Regions from separate parts of the Mus musculus genome. Here region 2 is linked to region 1. Evidence: chromatin loops called from intact Hi-C (ENCODE). Cell type or tissue: left cerebral cortex. All regions are shown on one strand.

The links. A loop is a pair of places that touch in the nucleus more often than their neighbours do. Peaks named below come from ENCODE experiments on the same cell type or tissue, not always from the same donor. Only the 100,000 strongest peaks of a DNase experiment are listed, where the experiment ranks them.
Region 2: a loop joins it to region 1, with 4 times the contacts of the local background. A loop is called at or near these places in 2 of 42 quality-filtered maps.

Annotation. Positions count from the first base shown.
Region 1 is chr15:17,885,781-17,893,780 of GRCm38, forward strand. No RefSeq gene overlaps it. Among named protein-coding and RNA genes, the nearest start is that of Gm24713, 120 kb to the right of the region's middle. In left cerebral cortex, no CTCF peak of the experiment used is centred here; DNase peaks (open chromatin) are centred at 3,724 and 6,866.
Region 2 is chr15:18,068,647-18,076,646 of GRCm38, forward strand. No RefSeq gene overlaps it. Among named protein-coding and RNA genes, the nearest start is that of Gm41277, 8.6 kb to the left of the region's middle. In left cerebral cortex, no CTCF peak of the experiment used is centred here; a DNase peak (open chromatin) is centred at 7,468.

The DNA.
Region 1 (8,000 bases):
AAACCCATTCCTGCCAAATCATCCTTGGAGCCCAGCTGCAGGTGATCACGTGTAGGTTTGGATTTAGACTCCAGAATAGCTAGGCTGACTCCCAGCAGGTAGCAGCAGGGGCAGTGGCTGAACAATAGAGTGATCTAGGGAGGCAGGCTCCACCCTAGATAATCCCTTAGTGGCAACAAAGTTGAGGTCTGGTTCAGTGAGCTTCAGGTTGTGGGAGGAGGTTACACTATTCCATCACTTTTCTCTGTGAAGTCCCAATGGAAAAAATATATATGGCCTTTTTTGTTCAATGAAATTCATTTCATTTCATTTGATCTTTTGATTTTTATTGTTGTACTAGTAAATGTTGACTTGGGATTGGAATGTATTCAAAGGCACTTCTATTTCTTAGAAGTTATAAATACTAGAAGATGAATGAACTCAGATTAGTAAACTTTGCTCTGTGTTTATAAATGACCACACTATTTTCATTCTTTTATATTTTATACAAAATATATATTTTATACTGCTTTATTTCCAATACCAACTATTACAGGTTTTGTAGTTTAGTATAATATTGTTAAGTGTTCTCAAGTTTCTAATATTTTGAATTACAGAATTATTTGGGAGGAAAATTATTTCACTAGTCTTTAGCCATGTCACTATTGTTATAATTTAAATATTCATGAAATACTAATTCAAACATTTTTTGAACATTATGAAATAACTTTTACGTTATATGTTTCTAAAGGGATTTTTGAGTATAGTAGAATCTGTCAGGTTTGGGTTTATTAAATAATAGTTAATGATGTAGATATTTTTGTCTTTCAATAATTAATTTTATATGATTGCAGATTTTATTATTTTGTAATTACACCATTTTCTAGGTTCTCTTCAGCTAATTTGTAATATATATAAGTGATATTTTATAAACATTTTATTGAATATTTTGTTGTTATTACATAGCCTGTTTCTAATTTCTCTTTACTCTTAAATTTGTATGATTTGGGTATAGAATCTGCAGCCCTCTTTTGCCGATTCTTTCAATGATACCATGAAGTCTATACATTTATTTTGAAATTTTTGATCTGTTTTTATTTAAAGAGTGTGTCTTTGAGACAACATATGCTAGATTATGCTTAATATGTTTAAATCAATTTGTTTAATTTGTATTGATTAGAAGCTTAGTTTGCTTTGGGGGGTGTGCTGGCTGGTTTTGTGTCAACTTGATACAGCTGGAGTTATCACAGAGAAAGGAGCTTCAGTTGAGGAAATGCCTCCATGAGATTCAGCTGTGGGGTATTTTCTCAATTAGTGATCAAGGGTGAAAGGCCCCTTGTGGATGGGACAATCTCTGGGCTGGTAGTCTTGGGTTCTACAAGAGAGCAGGCTGAGAAAGCCAGCAGCAAGGCAGTAATGAACATCCCTCCATGGCCTCTGCACCAGCTCCTGTTTCCTGACCTGCTTGAGTTCCAGTCCTGACTTCCTTGGTGATGAACAGCAGTATGGAAGTGTTAGCTGAATAAACCCTTTCCTCCCCAACTTGCTTCTTGTTCATGATGTTTGTGCAGGAATAGAAACCCTAAGACTGGGCAAGGTTTCTGATTGTCACTGTCTCTGTTACATTCTCCATCTCTCACCATCTCTATCTGTCTATCATCTATTTATCTATCTTTGTTTTTCCTGTCTTTGTCTCTGTGTCTGTCTCTGTCTCTCTGACTTTCTTTGTGTTTGTGTGTATGTGTTTATTTGATTTACTTTTTAAAATTCTAATCTCTAGGTTCCTTGGATCATTATATTTTAACTCTATGACAAGGGTTGTGAAGAACTTTTCTCTAGATAATTTGTCTTTAGGAGTAAATACTCTAGATATAGGAAATATCAAATCACCAGTTTTTGGTTTGCTTGTTTGTTTTTCTTTTTCTGGGTTTGCTTGTTTTAAGAGCTCCCAATGCCATACAGATATAATCACTAAGGATTATATAAGTATAATATTAAAAGCAGAGCACGTACAACATGATGAACATATAAAAAAATTATAATTTCTTTATAACTACATAATCATTTAGGAAACAATAATTAGTTTTTGCTAAAATGTTTCATCTTTTTATATGCCAATAGTTAGTATCTGAATGAGGTTTTCTATAATTGAGTCTGAGTCAAACAGTAACACAATCTAATAATACCTGTGGATAAAGATTAACTTATAGTCCTTTCACCAAAATCTTGCTAGTGTGTGCAATGATGTCAGCCTTTGGAGGCTGAATATGGGATGGATCCCTGGGTATGGCAGTCTCTAGATAGTCCATCCTTTCGTCTCAGCTCCAAACTTTGTCTCTGTAACTCCTTCCATGGGTGTTTTGTTCCCAATTCTAAGAAGGGGCAAAGTGTCCACACTTTGGTCTTCGTTCTTCTTGAGTTTCATGTGTTTTGCAAATTGTAACTTATATCTTGGCTTTTCTAAGTTTCTGGGCTAATATCCACTTATCAGTGAGTACATATTGTGTGAGTTCTTTTGTGATTTCGTTACCTCACCCAGGATGAAGCCCTCCAGGTCCATCCATTTGCCTAGGAATTACATAAATTCATTGTTTTTAATAGCTGAGTAGTACTCCATTGTATAAATGTACCACATTTTTTTGTATCCATTCCTCTGTTGAGGGGCATCTGGGTTCTTTCCAGCTTCTGGCTATTATAAATAATTATGCTATGAACATAGTGGAGCATGTGTCCTTCTTACCAGTTGTAACATCTTCTAGATATATGCCCAGGAGATGTATTGCGGGATCCTCCAGTAGTACTATGTCCAATTTTCTGAGGAACCGCCAGACTGATTTCCAGAGTGGTTGTACAAGCTTGCAATCTCACCAACAATGGAGGAGTGTTCCTCTTTCTCCACATCCTCACCAGCATCTGCTGTCACCTGAATTTCTGATCTTAGCCATTCTGACTGGTGTGACACAACTGCACACACTAGAAAGATTTTGCTGAAAGGACCCTGATATAGCTGTCTCTTTTGAGGCTATGCTGGGACCTAGGCAACACAGAAGTGGATGCTCATAGTCAGCTTAGATGGATCACAGGGCCCCCAATGGAGGAGCTAGAGAAATTACCCAAAGAGCTAAAGGGATCTGCAACCCTATCGGTGGAACAACCATATGAACTAACTAGTACCCCCTGGAGCTTGTGTCTCTAGCTGCATATGTATCAGAATATGGCCTAGTCGGCCATCAGTGGAAAGAGAGGCCCATTGGTCCTGTAAACTTTATATGCCTAAGTACAGGGGAACGCCAGGGCCAAGAAGTGGGAGTGGGTGGGGGAGCATATGGGGGACTTTTGGGATAACATTGGAAATGTAAATGAAGAAAATACCTAATAAAAAAAAGTTTAACTCATGGATTTACTTATGGTGAGAGAAAACAACATTAAAAATATAAGAAGAAGAGAATGTTGACCAGTGTGTATACAAATACAACTTTTTTCATATAGTAGAAATCTGATAAAACTAATCACATATCAAGTGTAGAAAGAAAGTAACCAAAAGGGATGCATTCAATACAAATTTGGATACATAGTTTATGATTATTATTTTCCCTCGCATACAAAGACAGGAAGCAGCATACTTGCATAAATTTGAACTAATCTGACTGTCACTAATCCTGAGTTTCTCAGTATGTGTGTGGGCAGATGCTTTTCAGTGACCAGGCATATGCTAGTATCTTTAGCTGCCCCAGTTACTGAGTCACACTCTATATCCAACTGCCAACATCCACAGATGGCTTCAGTTCCATAAACCAGGTGTTGATTTTGTACAACTAAAGATATTGTAGCAAGGATAACTTCTTGGTCATAAAATCTCCATGGTGTGAACTCTTAGTTCTTTAACACATTTTAAAAATCCACTATTGGAGACATTTCTCAAAACTTAAAATACTCTATTCCTGCACTGACCTTCCAAAATTATAAGTAGAATTCATTTTATATTTCAACAAGGTGATTTTTTTTCCTATTAAATTTTCAGTTGAAACAACATAAAATGAAAATGTTTCATTCAATTAGTGTAACATAGTATAAAACTCAGAATTAGTAACTTATAAAATCATCCTAATGTATCAAAATCAATCTCTGTATCTAATCACCATTTTTTTAGGAAATTCTATTAAAATGCAACCTATGCTTTTAAAATATGTAAAAAAATTTATTTGTGGGTGGGGATGGAGAGTGGTGGTTTATTTGTAATATGGATGTATGTATTTATGTTCCCATGACTGTTTTATGTATTATGGTAAAGTCATTGAGTTGAATATAGTTATTCCTGGCTTGGTAGTGCAGTTAACCAGTGTTGTTGGAGGACCTTTCTGTCCCTGCTTCTATAGTGCTGGGATTACAGTTGGCTACAAAACTTTGTTTACATTACTTGGGGTCTAGAGATCTGAGTCTAGGTTACTTACACTGCAAATACTATACTTATAAAGCCATTTACCCAACTCTACATATAGTTTTTCATAATAATTATTTTAAAAGTGACATGAGTACCCACTTTTATATTCAAGTCATGTGTTTGGTTTTTAACACCTACTATAAATAATTCGAAATACTAATTTCAGTATGTTAGGAAGAGTCGTATTTTAAATACTGACTTTTTGGAGGGTTGTACTCTCAATATATTTTTCTCTGAGCCAAGTTCATTATTTTAATATTTAATGAGAACTCATATATATATGTACACATATATTCATGATACACAAAAATTCTGTAATTCATGAATAGATAGCACTATTGGGACAGCAGATAGAAAAATCATTTTTCTTATTCTTTTCTGACTTGAGAAAAGGAAACATGGTACTAGCAATCCAATACATCACAGTCAAGCAAATATTAATAAATGCTTGTTTCCAATGAAATGTCACCTGCAGAACAGTCACTTGGAGTTCATAGGTCTATTGAATTTGACTATTGAAATAGTCAATAATCATGTTAACTAGAAGGTTGCATTCGCTATGGCTGTTTGAAGTATACATGAATGTTTGCATAGAAAATAGTACTTCATACTCAGAATAATGTCAGATCAAGTCAAGTATAATGAGGAAGATCAACAGTATCATACCTAAATAAACCAAGCACTCCTTGTAGCCTACCTAAACCTTAAAATGATTACAATAAAACAGTGCTTGATTTTTTTTTTTTTTTATGTAACAGGGTCACAGTCTCACCACACTTCTCTTGTGAAGTTTAGAAAGAATTCCTTGGTAAGGGATTAGATTCTGTTATTGCAAACAACACAACTGGTTTGATCAAGATTAAAAGAAAAATGATACCAAGACCCCCTCTTTTGGAGACATTTGCCTTCAAGAGTATGATATTGCTACTTCCTGCTCAGCAGTTCTCTGAAAACACAAAAGGGAACAAATGTCCTGAAAGGTCATAGCATTACCCATTGAGTTTCAGAATTATCATATTTTGCGGCTGTGGTAAAAATCATTTTCACATTTTACACAATCTTAATCAAGAGTAAATAGTACCGGTAACAAAGTCCGTGGACAAAGTCACAAGAGTGTATTGTCTGTGTTCAGGAAGATTTCTGTGGGTCTTTACTTTTGTGTAAACTTGGCAGGCAATACCGCATTAAATATACATTCGTGGGATACTCAAACCATTCCATAATTCAGTCATATCTCGGTTTATGCTACTCTTTTACTGTTAACAAACGTAAAGAATGGTCTGGGAGAGCTCTGAATATTCTTCCAGCAGAATAGGGTTCTAATGCCAGCAACCACACACTGGCCAGTAACCAATTTAATGCCAGGCTCAGAGGATCAGAGTAACTTTTGTGGATATCAGACAACAAAGTAGTGCATAGACATACATGCAGGCAAATTTTTCATGCATGTAAAATAAAATAAGATATTTTTAAAAAACTTCAATGAATTAATATTGTTTAAGATCATGAAGAAAAAAATATACTGAACTTTTGTAAAAGTAACCATAGATTTGCAATTAAATATATACAAACAATAGTTTCTTTTTGTATCCCTTGCTACTTATATGCAGTAATTATTTATATATGCTAATTGTTTACATATTTCCAATTTTATTTCAAAATCATATGAAATTCTTTATAGGTTAACTATTAGTTTAGTTATTAGATCAAAGAATAATAAAAGTGTAGAACAGGGCTAGAAATGGAGAAATAAAATAGTATAGCAACCAAGAGAATAGCTTTTAAACTTTTTGAGGAATTTAAGAACATTTTGTACTAAGAATGAATATGACATTTTAGGGAGAGATTTAAGTATGTAGTGAAGTTTAATCCATATAGATAGATGTATATGAAAGCTAAGGAATTGTATAATTGTTTGACTATTGCTATTTATGACATACCTTTCTGCTCTGTCATTGTGGAATTATGTATTTAGCTCCTCTGTGTGTGTGTGTGTGTGTGTGTGTGTGTGTGTGTGTGTGTGTGTGTGTGTGTTTGTATATGTACTTCAGTCTGTATGTATGCATTGACAATGAATATAATATTGAATTTTGACTATCAAATGATATGTATTAAAGTTTGTAACTAATAATAAACATCTTTGTTTCTGCATCTGTAGCACATGTTTTCATAAACACCTCCTTTTGGTGGTATGGTGTGGTATGGCTTAGTATCACTTTAATGAAAATTTAACCAGAAAGCCAAGTCTTCCCAGAGATTACAGCTTCTCATTTATATAATATATAGAGACATTTTCCTCTCAGATTGCAGGAACTGAGGCAGACTAGAGAGCGGAATCCTGATGTGGTGATCCAGTTTGCTGCTATTCCAGCATTTTCTAAGGGGTAGCTACTGAGTAAAGCAAAAACAAGGGCTTCAGCCTCAACTCTGAGAATCCTCAGAATTTGCCCCTGAGGCTCACATCTATATTTTGCTAGCTTTCCAGAAAGAGAAGAGAATTGCATGCAGTATGTTCCTAGCAGATTGTTATCTTTACCCTGACACGTTGTTCTCGATCTCCAAGCTTTAGCTGTAACAAGAAATACTTTCAAATCTCTGCTTCACTTGGTGAATTTCATACCAAAAGTTATCTAACCTGAATTACACTACTTTATTATTATTTCTTTCAAGTTAGGCTCTGTCTTTACACACAGAAATAAACTATCATTTAGATTTTTCTTCTGTCCCTCTTAGCAATTTCCTGATGTTTCACATGATGTTAATGATAATCTGTATTAAACATTACATATTCAGACATAAATGTAGTTTTTATGGCTTGATGGTCTCTAATATTGTAAATAAATATTTGAAAATACCTTTGATGCTTTGTTTATTAAATCACTGCTCTCATACAGTGCATACAACCTAGAGGAAAAATTCTGATATTGACACATTTCCTTTTCTTGTAGAATGAGTAGAATCTCTCCTTTTTATGTGCCAAACAGTAAAGCCCTGTTTCACAAACATTAGATTTATAATCTCTGAAATTACCTGGACATTCTCCCTGACACAGCATGCATAAGGAAGCCTCATCATGCCTATAGTAAGTGTATTTTTGTGCTATATGGAAATGAACTGCTGATTAAAATGACATGTCATTGAATACATTAGATAAAGTTAATCAACTCTTTCTTGTCATAGAAATGAATTTGAAGGAAGATTCAGAGTCTGCTTTTGAGTTTTGTTGCAATATTATCAACATTCTATAATTTTATAATTTCAATCACCTCACTTTCATCTCTTCCATAGTTGGTATTAAATGATTTCAGTTTTATTTATGTCTTAATTTCTTTATTATTTCGATTTGTGTTTGTTTGATGAATATACAATATATAAGATGTCAGGACAGGTGCTCAGTCTATCCTGCTAAACTGAAAGGTGTAGCTGAGGCAGATTCTTTTATGAGATTGTGTTCAGTCATTACTACCAACATAAAATGTGTATACATACACACACACACACACCACATGCATGAACACACATGTATACACATGCACACACATATGCATGTGCACACAAACATGTATATGCATGTGCATAC
Region 2 (8,000 bases), 180 kb after region 1:
ATGAATTGGCATATTAATATTTTTCATAAACTGATTTCTCCTTTATTATAAAATTAAAGGAGGACAGGACACAAAAACACTGTCTTTTAAGTTGAAATATCTAATTAGAAAATATGGGGGAAAATATGTTCATTTATAGCACTTTGATCATCCTTTCTATCAAAATATTTATTGTGGAAAGTCATTATTTCATTGTTTATTCTAACCATATAATCATTTTAAATATTTCATAGCTGCCATATTTATTTAAAAATAACTCTAAGTATACATTTTCAGCATAGTAGATTCTAATCATGTACCTGAACCTGTGCTTATAAAGAATTTAAGAATCGCTTGTGGTTGGTTGGCAGTCCAAGTGTTTTGTCTGTGTATTTTCTTTTCTATATATATATATTTTAAGGTTCAGTCAGTAACCAGGGCTAGCTTCAAATTCATGACATTTTTTGTCTCACTCACTCATAAAGCTTTGGTGAAAGACAAACACGGATGCTCCAGATACACAGCCTGAGTGTGTTATCTTCCCACTGTGTGGTGTATAAATGCTCTTAAATCAAGTGTTATCAGAGAGTATTTGGTGTTTCTCTTGATGTAATCCAGATGGGAAAAACGAGAGTATTCATCATTTAATCTAAAAATAAGTCCTGCTTTGTAGAAATCCATCATCTTTGTATGTTTTTTTTTTTTTTTTTTTTTTTAACATTCCTCTGATTGTAGGCCTGCCTTCATTAGAAGGTATTACACAGGATAGTAGACAACTGGAAGTCATGTGGATTCCTACAATAAAATATCCTTCATCAATTAACTGATATGTTCTATTTCACTACATTGAAAAATCATGTACATTTTAGAAAATAGTAACCATAATTTAAAGTGACACATTCTTTAAATAAAAAGAAGTTTTATTTATATCACAGCTTGTTTCCTAAGTGTACTTTAGGAACCTTTTAATACATGTGAATAATATGAATATGAGAGAACAATACTGAGTATTCGTTGTTCTAATAAATAAATTTTCAAGATACTGAGAACACAATGGAAAGTATTCGTTTCTATGTGGTCAGACTACCTCAACCTTGAAAAATGAAAGTTATGCACACATGTTAACAAAAACAATCACAAAAACTAAAAGGAAAACAAAAAAGGGCCTTAATAAACAAAGTCTTGATATAAGTCCTGTCTTTTACGTTAGACTATTTTTATACATGATTACCTTGTTGTTCATATTTGGCATGCCCTTAAATTTCTGTTTCATATTTTATAAATTAAACACAGCCATGTTACATATGAATTATAATGTGTTAAAACATTCTTGAAGAGAATATACCAAAAATTGTATTGTCTAAAATTATCAAAATTAAGTCTATCTTCTAAATGTCTATGTTTTACAAAGTACTATTTGGGTGCCCAAGTTCCACTTTTCATTTTATCTTATTGTCAAGTGCATGTCCTCTATACATTGATACATTGTACTTGATGAACATTGATGAGATACATATAACAAAACTATGAAATAATTGATGACTCATCCTAGCAAATCACGATCCCTTTTCCTTTTTTTTTTTTTTTTTTGGCCAATGAATTTTTCTACTGAAAAAGCAGAGGAGTTGGGAAAGAAGAGCGCCTTCTGTTCTTACTTGCATTGGGTAGGAAAAACTTTTCGATGCTAACTGTTCCTTAGTTGTGTTCCACATTACTTCTTGAGACCAGGTCTCTAGATGGATCTGCAACTTTACAGATTTGGCTAGACTGGCTGTCTGTTGACCTCCAGCAATCTTTCTGTCTCAGTCTCATTCCCAGTACATTATACACTGCTAGCAACAGCTTTTGAGTGTGATCTGGGGATCTTAACTGACGCTCTCATACATATATGCTACCTGAAATACGTTTCTCAATTATAAAGCTACTGAAAACAATTATGAAAATATTTACAAAAGATAAACTTTGAATTTCATTAAATAAAAGTAGAGGTGTAAAATTTTTATTATTATTATTATTTATTTGACAAAGTAGTGGTTAGCTTCAGAAGAATTTACACACAAACTTCCAAATTAGTGATACTGTCATTTTACACCCCCACCTGCAGACAATGAAAGTTCTTGCTTCATGCCTGGTCAGCAATAGGAGTTCACATTGATCTGAATTTTATTCACTATAAGATGTTGTTATTGGTGTTTTATCAGTGTTTTATCTTGTCCTATTTTACTGACCCATGGATTAATTTATCTCCTGTTCTTTTTGCCATATTTTTCTTCTTTGGTGAAGTCTCTGTTTAGTTCTTTAACTAAATTTTAAAATAAAGCTGATTTCTTATATAACATTTGGATATTTTGATTAACTTTATCACACAGTTTTAGTAAAAGTGTTTGCTTGACTCTTGGCTGCTCATCTTATTCTCTTACTATTGTATTTCTAAGAGTGAAATGTTCTTCTGATATGTAAAATATGTTTTCAATTATAAACATTCTTCTTCCTGGGATGGCTCCTTAGCTGTTTCTTCCATGTCACTACACTGAAGGCCATAAGCATTCTTTTCATATTTGTCTCCTAAAAGTTCTTGCATTTACATTTAACATTTATTAAATGGTTGACTTAAAATTGATTTATACTAGGTTTGAGGTATATTTTTTAAGGTTTGTCTTTTTATTTTATTTTGATTTGTTTTATTTGAAGGTGGATCTGCAGTCATTCCAGCATCATTACCTCAATCGAGACTTTATTCCCTTGTTATTTTTCCTTTCTGGAAAATATAAGTTCATTATATAAATAAAGTTATTTATGGTATATATTTGCTAGAATCTTCTCTATCACAGATCTCTATATGCATTTGTTTCTTTCAAATCATTAAATATAGCACGAAGACATGAGTTAAAACTTGTGTCATTATACATATATATCTATATACATATATGAATTTTTAAAATTTAACCTCTTAGAATGACATAAAATGTGAAAATTTTAATATTTCTGCTGTGAAACAATATGAAGTATTTATAAATAAATATCATTAATATCACTTTTGCTGGCAAAATAATATATAGCTTATTATTGTATATTAATCATATGCAGAATTTAGCACTGGGACAAGATGCTAAAGGAAATTAAAAGGATGAAGATTTTTATAAATATCCCTCCATATGTTCAAGCCATCCTAAGTGTTAATAGTCAAACAATACATTTTCATTACAAGATAATTGGAACACATGGAGAAAGATAATGAAAAGTAAGCTAGAAAAGTAAACATTTAGAGTAGTTCTACTTATTTTATTTCTACCTAAATTTTAACTTGTTGAAATACTAATAAAAATAAACTAATAACCCAAAGTTTCCTACCTGAGTATTAGACTTCATAGTACTAGAAAGAGGCTATTTAATCTGCTAGATAGAAATGCAATTTATAATCCTAACCTCTTCCATCAGACTGAGCCCAATGGGGGAGTTAGGGGAAAGACTGAAGGAGCTAAAGGGGGGTTATCTGGCATCAATAGTAGGGGAGGCCCTTGGTCCTGGGGAGGCTTGATGCCCCAGCATATGGGAATGCTAGGGCTGTGAGGCAGGAGTGGGTGGGTGAGTGGTAGAACATCCTCAGTAAGGTAAGGGGGGATGAGATATAAGGGGTTTGCAGAGGGAAAGGTGATAACATTTGAAATGTAAATAAATAAAATATCCAATTAAAAAAATAATTGCAACCTGCTATGATGTCTCTGAGCCAGTGACCACCACAGCAAGGTATTGCTACTAGTGCAGAAATAGCAGTTATATTTGCAAAACCAACAACTGTCTAATCGGCCTAAATACCTATAGTAAAAGAGGAAGATATGCTAGGTACTATAACCCTAGATGTCTATCTACCTATGGCTAGTTAGGTAAAGGCTCTTAGAAGAGGATCTATTACTACCGTTTTCCCAAAACAGTATAATTCCTAACTGTATTCTAAATACTTGTTCTTATGCCCAAATATTAGTAAAGATCTCATCCTTCTTCAAATAATACATTTTGTTTGTTTGTTTGTTTGTTTGTTTTTACAGAAGACAGACACAAAAAAGCAGCAGGTCAAATTTCAGAGAACAACTAAAGTATTTTACATCCCTGACTCATATAATGCAAATCCTGTACCTAAGACTCAGGGAACACTACAGATAAAGGGGTCCCAAATTTTGTAAGATCCTGTAGAGCAGGAAATCTGCAGTACAATTATATGTTCTATATATGACATAGTAGCTACACATGTGAAAGATCAACAGTATTGCTGTCTAAGACATGAAAAATGATACATGAATCTACATACCATCATGAGTGGGAGAAATTTTCAAGCATACAATTGTCTTACAAGAACAATGACAGGCGATTACTGACTGTTCAGAGGGGTCGTAGTTACCCCTAGGCATGAGCCCCCCCACCCCACCGCCAAGTGGTTTATCCAGTAACAAACAGGCAGTTTTAAAAACTCAAAAGAAACTAAACAGATGCTGCAGGTTGCATCTATGTATACATTAAAATGATAATAATAAAATAACTATAGGACAGAAATTCGAGATATACTGAGGAGGGGATACATTGGTGAAGCTAGAGTGAAAATTAGGCAACTTTAGTACATATATCTAGAATTTTAAAAATACAAATAAGCAAATTATCAAATTGAAATATGGCTTGACTTTTCCTATGTCTGAGTAGTTTAAAAATTATCTGTAAGAAGAAATTAATTCTTTTCTCCTCCATCTATTGTTTGATTTAAAAAAAAAATCCAACAATGTAAAACAATCTGGCCTTTAACTTCATATCCATAAGAGTAGAATTCAGGATTCTCCTTGAATCATCTAAATTAAATGCTATAATTAAAAGTATGAATGGTGACACTCAGCAAAAATGAACTTTAAAATAGTGGCTTTTTATAATAATGGGGATAATTTTGTAGCCATGGTAACAGATTCAGCAAGATTGAGTTTTTCAATCACAAATGTTCTAAAATAGTCCCAAATATAAATCAATCATGGATAAAATGTATGCTATATATGTGTTACACGAAGGGGATACATCTCAGTTGGTATACTGTCAGGCATTTTCTAAGACCTGCATACCATTCTGAGCACTGTAAAACCCAGACTTGGTTCATGGTCCATTCCAGTAATCCCAACAATTGCATACTGGAGGGAAAAACATTACATTTTAAAGAGTATTTTTGAGTACTTACTTAGCGTGATGCTCCACTAGTCCCTGTCTTTGAAACTACAGTGCTTTCATGACTTTAATATAAGAAGCAATGTTTAAGACATGAGTTTACATATACTTGATACATTACATCAAGTTATATAATTTTTCTCTACTATGAGTAGTCTTCATTAAAGAAATCCAGAAGCTATATTTAGTGTCTTATCACTATGGTTTTTGACACAGAATCTCACTCAACTCACACTTAACTATGGAAGTTATTGAGAAGACAAGGCTAACTCTAAGAAGCAGCAATCCTCCTGTCGCAAATGCGTAGCATTATGGATAAAGGTATTGTTCACCTACTAATTTAATTTGAATATCTACATGTGCATATTAAAGAGAAACACATACCAATTATCCTTTTCCCCACTCTATTACTCAAGGATATCAAAAATTATTTTTCTCTTTAGTATTATGGGTTTGCAAAGTTATTCCAGAAATTGTTAAATTGTTAATTATCTGTCATCCTCTCTTGGCCTCCTCCCCTCCCCCTCCCCTTCCTCCCTCTTCCCCCTCCTTTTTCTCCTTCTCTTCCTTTTTCTCTTTCCTCCTCCTCTTCTTTTCCTCCTTTTCCTCCTTCTTGCTCTTTTTGTATTTTTGGAACTTGTAAGACTTAACAAATTTGGATTTGAATAATCTTCCACAGTTGTTAAGTAGATTTTAAAGGCTGATTCTAGCAAGAAACTGAAAGGCAGATATGCTATGAGTTATATATGACATGAGCTCCAGGGATCTGGATCTGGTTCTGAGGTTTTTATGGGGGAATGAGAACACTGTATTGTCACCTGTGCTAGAGGGTTTTTAAGCGATGGTCTGTTAATGAATCTGACAGCATTCTGCTTGTTTCCAAAACACCTGAATGATGTTAAGTGAATGATAGGTTGCTAATATCTTTGGTCAAAACCAAAATGAAAATTGTATAATGGTGAATCTGTGGTGTTATTCTTGTGTTAAGTATTTAAAAGGGAGAAATTAGTTGGATTGAAAAAATGAAAAATGGTCAGAAGAGCCAATGATAACTTTAAGATGGCAATAACATCATGTACTGAAAAGGATGCAATCTTTGACAAAAATAGTAGTGCCATTATAGGGAAGATAGGAAAGGTGCCCTCAGGGAAGTACCAGTCTCTGGCACAGTTTCAATTTGGGAAAGGAAAATTGTAAATGGTGTTTTACTATTAGAATTTATACAAGAGCTGTGGTTCATATGGCTCAAGAGAGCTGTATTCCATTCCAATCTGGTAACTGAAAGTAAACAATGCTGCCCACACCATGACACTGGTTTTAGAGACAAAAAAAGACATAAGATTCTTCCTTTTTATTTTGGAGAATTTCTTTGGCAAACTTGGAGACATAATAATAATGATGATAGAGCCCATGGAAGTCAATAGTGTAAAACTGTGAAGGTTAAACTTTGATTCAGTGCAAACTCCTAGATTGTTGATATATCAGTGACATGAGGCATTTGGAAGGCAGAGATGCATGAAGCAAGGAGATTCCACCTAATAGAGGGTCCTGTGTTACAGATAGCAGAGCTGGAGTCAAATCAACCCTGTGACACAGGAGCAATACATATAGGACATAGAGCTAGAAATTCTGGTTTGCAGAGATGGACTTTTGGCTTTGATGGGCCTCAGTTTTTCCTCACAATTCCATACCTTCTTTTTATAATATATATTCTATGCTATTTTAGGCTGGAAGTATTTATATTTTCAATATTTTACAATGTGTCACAATTAAATGGGTTTAATTTTCAGTGGAGACTATGCACATTTGAAATATGATTGAGATTCTTTAATATTACAGAAACTTAGTATATTTGAATAAGGTTACCCTAGAACACGAGATAGCTAGGAGCCTGCTATGGTGTTCTAAGAGGAAAATGTTCCACATAGGTTCACATATTTAAAATATTTTCTTGTTATTTATTGCTTTGGGGCAGGTTATAAAAACTTTTGAAGGGGCAACTTTGCTGGAGGAAATATATCATTGGGTATTGGCTATGAGGGTTTAAGGCCTCAGACTGCTCCCTCTCCCTCTCCCTCCCCCTCTCCCTCCCTCCTCTCTCCCCCTCTCTCTCCCCTCTCCCTCTCCTTCTTCCTTTCCAAGTGCTATGAATTGCGATCAGAGAGTAATCTGCTCCAACTATAATGCTATAATTTTCAAGGTGTGATTAACTCTTATATTTGGAACGGTGAACCATAATTAAACTTCCCTTCCTTATGTTGCTTTCATCATTTTTCTACATAAACAGAAATGTCAATGATTAAACCATTTAAGCTAAGTGAAAATTCCATGTGGGTGTGATAACAGTGAGAAGAGTCATGGCTTGCAATGTGTCTGGCAATCCCAGGATGAGTACTAGTGATCATCCCATAAATCAGGAGCACTTTTATACAACAAAATGTAAATTTCATGTGGAAATAATAACATTGAGAAGAATCATGATTTGGGGTACATCTGTAATCCAAAGAAGAATGCCATTTATCATCCCCCTAAACTAGTATCAATAAATTAATAACTGTAGATAAAAAGGTTGTTAAGGCCAATTTATGTTAGACAAAATGGCATTCATAATGATACATGGTATGGGACAAGATGAATAATATATTAAACTCTTGCTGGGCTCTGAGTCAGCCCCAAATTAATGATACCAGGTGTTTGAAGTATTTCAAAAAAATACATAGTAATATGATTTTTTATTAAAAAAAAACTGTTTTTAATTTGATTATTTGGGTTGTTGGTTTCTAACTGCTTGAGTTCTTTGCACATTTTATATATTATCCCTCTGT